2 separate regions of the Homo sapiens genome follow, and region 2 is linked to region 1. A link is a loop called in an ENCODE intact Hi-C map of the cell type or tissue named here. Cell type or tissue: PC-9. All regions are shown on one strand. Links, peaks and the distances in the headings refer to the core of each region. The heading gives the core; the rest is flanking DNA. Region 1 has its middle 58 kb from the start of CDKN3. Region 2 overlaps LINC02331 (long intergenic non-protein coding RNA 2331).

Evidence for each region. Peaks named below come from ENCODE experiments on the same cell type or tissue, not always from the same donor. Only the 100,000 strongest peaks of a DNase experiment are listed, where the experiment ranks them.
Region 2: it touches region 1 in a loop (6-fold over the local background); 2 of 110 quality-filtered maps call a loop at or near these places.

The regions. Positions count from the first base shown.
Region 1 is chr14:54,337,253-54,340,172 of GRCh38, reverse strand. No RefSeq gene overlaps it. Among named protein-coding and RNA genes, the nearest start is that of CDKN3, 58 kb to the left of the region's middle. RefSeq lists an enhancer at 1-456. In PC-9, for the core only: CTCF peaks have their summits at 1,072 and 1,272 (motif pointing right); a DNase peak (open chromatin) is centred at 1,262.
Region 2 is chr14:53,841,655-53,844,574 of GRCh38, reverse strand. All of the region lies in intron 2 of LINC02331 (long intergenic non-protein coding RNA 2331), which reads left to right. Among named protein-coding and RNA genes, the nearest start is that of LINC02331, 7.7 kb to the left of the region's middle. In PC-9, for the core only: no CTCF peak of the experiment used is centred there; a DNase peak (open chromatin) is centred at 1,434; H3K27ac peaks cover 1,213 bases.

The sequences.
Region 1 (2,920 bases), core at 253-2,752:
TCTTCTCAAGGATGTTGGGATTATCAGTGAGAAAACTTTCAAGGAGTGCTGTGATACCCTCAGATATGGGAGATCTTTCCAGTGTTGGCATCACTCTTCTGACTACCCCCAACTGGGCAGGCCTTTTGGTATAACTAGCTCAGACCCCTTAGAAATGTAAATTCTGGAGCTATCTATGTAGCAACAGCAGCTCAGGAAGAGCTGAGCTAAATAATGGTAGCACTTAAGATGTGGATCCCAAAACACAGAAGCCCTGCCATGAGACAGACAGGGAAGGTGACAGTTAAGTCATAGATAACAAGACGAGGACAAATTCCATCAACTCACTGTGAAGTTTCAGACAGGCCAGCGGGAATGGAGGATTCAGGGTGGGGGATAATTAGAGAAGATATTTTTGGGCTAAGAGACAAAGTGGAAATGACATTTCCTAGTTAGCATGGACTAAAAAAGTGCCACACAATAAATCTTTCTCAGATTATCTTTTTTTTTTTTTTTTTGATCTTGCTCTGTCACCCAGGCTGCAGTGCAGTGGTGTGATCATAGCTCACTACAGCCTCAAACTCCTGGGCTCCAGTAATCCTCCTGCCTCAGTCTCCCAAGTTGCTGGGACTACAGGTGCATGCCACCATGACTGGCTATTTATCATTATTATTATTATTTTTTTTGCAGAGACAGAGTTTCTTAGGCTGGTTTTGAACTCTGGCCTCAAGTGACCCTCCTGTCTCGGCCTCCCAAAGTGCTGGGATTATGGGTGTGAGCTGCTGTGCCTGGACTGAATATCTTCAATTCTGTGTTTTGGAGAATTTAAGAGAAATATGAGAAAGGAATGAGTAGACTGATTTTAGTGAGGAAAAAATTGGACATTCTTTAAGTTCATAAACATCTTTGAACAACCACTTTGCCAGACATCAGCTTGATTTTGTTATATCCAGAACCACTGGCTACTGGTGATGCTTTTGATGATGAAATACAGTATTACTGCACTCAATTTAGTCCACAGAGTTATGCTGTGATGTTATTTGAATAACGTAATTGCTCTGAGTGGGATTACCATCTACTAAAGGGAGGAAGGTGCTCTGAACATTTTCAACAAGTGCTAAGAAAGATTATTAATATGTAAATTTAAAATTAGTGCCTACACTGAAGGTTTGAAAATACTCTTTCGGTGTTTCCTTGACCTTAAGGACAAACAGGCACTACCAAGGTGAAATACCATAACCTACTCTGGTTTTTGATTTCTTAAGACATGTTGTTGCCACTGGAAGGCAGTGTTGCTTAGCCACCGTGTGCATCCAAGACATTGGGCAGATCTGAAGGTTTGTCCTGAATTTGCAAGGAATCCTATTGAGCTAAAGAAGCGCTTTTCTATATGCCTCTTTTCAGAATCTGGCAAAGATCACGGGCTGCTCATGGATGCACCTTGCTTGTCGGGTGTTTCCTTTAAGCAGGAGTGTTGACTTTAATTATGTGAAATCAGCCTGTATGTACTAAGCTGGTGAGCCTTGATTCCCTTTGGTCTCCACCTTTCTCACTTGTGAAATGGGACCATCAGTCCTCGAAACCTAACAGCATAATGCAAACACAACACAACACAACAGAACAACCAAACAAACAATGGCGGGGTTTCCATACAGTCACACGAAAACTGACCAGTTGATCAACGAATTATAGAGGTATTCTTTCAGAAATCTCACTTTGACTATTGACTCTCATTAGACAAAATTATTTCATGATTATCCTAGTTTTTTTTTTCTCCTATCACCTACCATACTCAGTAGAATTCTAGGTAAATCATGAGTTTTCTCAAAGAAAACTGATTTAACAATTAAACACATATTCTTCCTGCATTTTTTTCTCCTTATCAACAAATCTTCAGGTAGGGTTTTGATTTAGAAGCACACTTCAGGATGCAAATTAGGGAGTACTCTCTTGATTTTTTAATAATATACGTCTCCCCTTTAGACTATTAATAGTAACCTTTATCTTTGTACAGTGGATTCAAAATTTAAAGCCTTTGAATATATTTTCTCATTGAATTCTCCTAACAGTCTGTGAATTTGGTAAGGGAGGAATCATGATTTCTATTTTGATGCTCAGGAAACAAGTTCAGGTTGAGTGAAGCTCCCAAAGCCAATTAATCAACTTCTGGTTTTAAACTGTGCTTTCCCTCTTCTTTGTATACACTACGTATGAACAAAGGACCTTCGTGACACAGGCTGTGGTGGGAAGGCTGGAATTATAGGCTTTTATTCACAGCATTTTTTGGTCCCATCTTTCTTCCTTCAGTTCATAGACAAGCTTACCTCATTTTGGTTTTGTCAATAAAGGGTCAGCACAGCATCATTTTTCATGGACTTATGGTGAATAAGGGGCTCCCTATGTTAAAAGCTTTTCTGCTTCTTAGGGGGCTTTAATCTAAAGAGTGTTTCTGCAGAGATGTCTTTCACCTGAAAGACTGTGGATCACTTTTCAAACGCGGAATTGTCTTATCTGAAATACATTTCTACCTGTGCTGAAAGACACAGGCATAATCAATGCCTTGATCATAGGAACAATCTTTATCAAAAGTGCTTTAGATCCTGAAGAGCCTAAGGGTAAGAGAGAGAGCGGCCCTTTGCTGGTGTCAGAATGTGGTCAGGAGCTCAGCTCCCTCGTGGACTCGGCTCGATGCAAGGTTTCAGCAAACGCTTCGGAATCCCTCTAATCCCTTCCGTGTTTTCAGCATCAGGTAATTAACATATTTCTAGATGCAGGTCACTTTAGTTCAATTGTTGCCTTTATATCCTGCAGCGGCTTAGTTTTAGTGTCATTTTAAAAACTGAAAGCTGCAGTGTACCAGGTAGTGAATTAGTTAATGAGGATTCTTTTGTCTATTATACTGGCTATCAATATGGATTGAAAGTTAAATTCACCTTCCTCA
Region 2 (2,920 bases), core at 244-2,743, 500 kb after region 1:
GTCACATGGAATTAAATCCATCTATGAGGACATAATTTATTTATTTGCCTGAGATTATTTAGGGAGTTTTTTTTGTATTTAAATGAAATTATATGCTGAAATTGTTTTTGCTTTTGTCTGTCAGCATGGTGTCTTGGTTATGAATGCATTCTAGCATTATGAATTTTGTGCGGGTGATTTTCCCAATTCCCCTCTACCACATGTGAAAATAGGATATTTGCTGATGATAAATTCAGACAGATTTCTCTAAGTTTGTCCACTAAGCAACAGACTAAATTAACTGCTTAATTTAAATTTTAAGGGAAGATCCTAGACTTCAATGCCTCCTCCTGCTGAATGTTGTCCCAAATATGCCCCACATAGAAATGCTTTGTCCTTGTCTTATTCCATTCTAGTCTCCTTGCCTTTTAAAAAAAATTTGGCCCCTTCTAACACTCTCTCCCTGCTACCTTAGAGCAGGGACACATGTATTTGCAAAGCCTCTGTTTTCATATTTAATTTTTTTTCTATTTTTCAGAGAGTGGTGTTGCATGTTCCCCACTCTTTTTCTTTTGATGCCTCTCACTCATGTTGCTTGTAGCTTCATTTTGTTTTGTTTGTTCGTTTACTTGAGTTCTTTCTCTCCTCAATATCATTATCCTAGAACATGGACTAAGGACCAATCTTCCTTTTTTCACACCATTCTCTTCCTACCCGTGCACTATATTCACACAATCAGTTCACTTTAAGTGTAAATTGGTGACAAAATTGATAGCCTTTGAGTTACGTGTAGCTCTCAATGTCAGGATTATTTTTCCCAAATTATAAAACTTCTTATTTAATCAGACTTAGAGAAAAGAAATCATTGGCCCACAGACCTGAAATGTCTAGGGGTGGAACTTTTGGCATGTGTGGATCCAGCGGTGCAAACTTCCAACTTCCTCCATGAGGTGGGCTTGGCCAAACTGGCTATTCCCTGACAAATCCAATCGCAGCAGAAGAAAACCTTTTCTTTCCTGATATTGCAATGCAACCTTTCAGATCAGCTCTTGATTGAACCAGTTCGAACCAAAACCAGGAGAATTTAGGTGAGGGAAGTGGTACCCAAATGAAAAGAAGGGTGTTAGTACAGAAGATGGGGGAATGGATGCTGGCTAGGCAACACAAGTGTCCATTATAATCTCCTTCCTAGGCAGACTGTGATCCTTTCAGAGCTCTTGTTTCTGTATTTGGATTTTGAACCCTACCCACCTGTATCAAAAATACCGTGAAATGTGGCATTTTCACTTAATACTAATAGCAAATCATGACTGAAGAGTAACAGGACAGTGGTTTAAATTTCATCACTTTTAGAAATGTGGCAGGAAATAAATGTCTGCTATTTCCCCATCTCTATGGGTACTAACAATAGTTTGGGCGATAAGGAAAGTTCTTGGCAGACTGTGTAATACGGCTCTACTGTTGACCCCACATTCCTGAGCCCTGATACCTTTGTGTACTCTTTAGTCTCAGAATGTGGCTCTATTGCAGAGCTTGCTTGGTGTTGGCCTGGCTCATCTCCGTCCAGAGAAAGGCATGCTGGGTGCTTCACAGTTGGATTATTGCCATTTGATGGTAACACAAATTACTCCCTAATGTGTGTTGTATGTCTTACTAGCTGGGTTGCTTTGCTCAAGAGGCTTAACCTTGCCAATCTTTAGCTAACGTCCTATTAAATTCCTACTTCACAGGGTGGCTTTAAGGGTCATTTGAGTCAATGTGAATGTAACCTGGCACATAGACATTGTGTCGGTAACTGGAGGTTATCATTGGAAACACAATCTGAGAGCACCAGCCTCCTGCTTGGACTTCTAACTCTGCCCTTTCAGAATTTTCTTCTGTCTCATTTTGTCATCACATCTCCTTTACCTGTTCACCTGTTTAATGAATTCTTTTTGAGCTTATTATAGTTTTTATTGCACTTATTGAGTGCACACTACATCTAAGCATCTTAGGTTGTTCATCATTTGATCCTCACAACGAGACTATAGGTAAGTAGTATTTATTTTTTCCATTTGATGGATAGGGACACTGCAGCTTAGAGAGGTTGTACAGAAGGAGGGGGACAATTGATCATTAAGTTTGTGAAGACAGGCCTGGTTTTGGCCAGGCATGGTGGTGCATGCCTGTAATCCCAGCATTTTGGGAGGCTGAGGCAGGATGATCACTTGAGCCCAGGAGGTTGACACTGCAGTGAGCTGATGGCACTGCTGCACTCTAGCCTGAGTGATAGAGTAAGACCCTGTCTCAAAAGAAAAAAAGAAGAAGGAAAAAAGACAGGCCTCAAGCTTGGGTCAGAATCAATCTGATACCCTTGTTCTCATTAAATGTGTGGTTTGGGAACTTCTGTGTGCATAAGAATCACCTACAGTGTATTCAAAGTGCAGATTTTTGGAGCTCACCCTCAAAGGTTCTGATGTGATGGCCCTGGAGTAGGCTAGAGAAGTCTGCATTTACAACAAGATTACCAAGTGATTCTCCACAGGTGGTCTTCAAACCACAGGGCCACAGGTGGACTTCAGATGATTGAACTCCCTTTCTGGGGTTTCCTATCTTTTCCAGTTTCTCTGGGCAAAGGATTGAACTGCACTGCTACCTGAAGGTCCTTAGATCTGCCCTGCTGCCAGCAGCACAGTTGCCTTCTCCTGGCTTCCTACTTTTTCAAACAATTCCTTAACCCTTTGAGTATCCAGCTAATCTGATCTCCCTTTGAATCTTTAGCACCCGAACTTAGGTTGAGAGTGCATATGTTAGCCTTGTTCCTATTAGTATCTGCTGTGCACTTTGCATATAGCAGGAGCTCAACAAATATTCATTCTTTACTATTGTATTGTGCAAATATCCATTTAGTTCTCTTCAATTTATGTGTTCGGTTTTCCTCAACGAGGTTGTAAGATGCTTG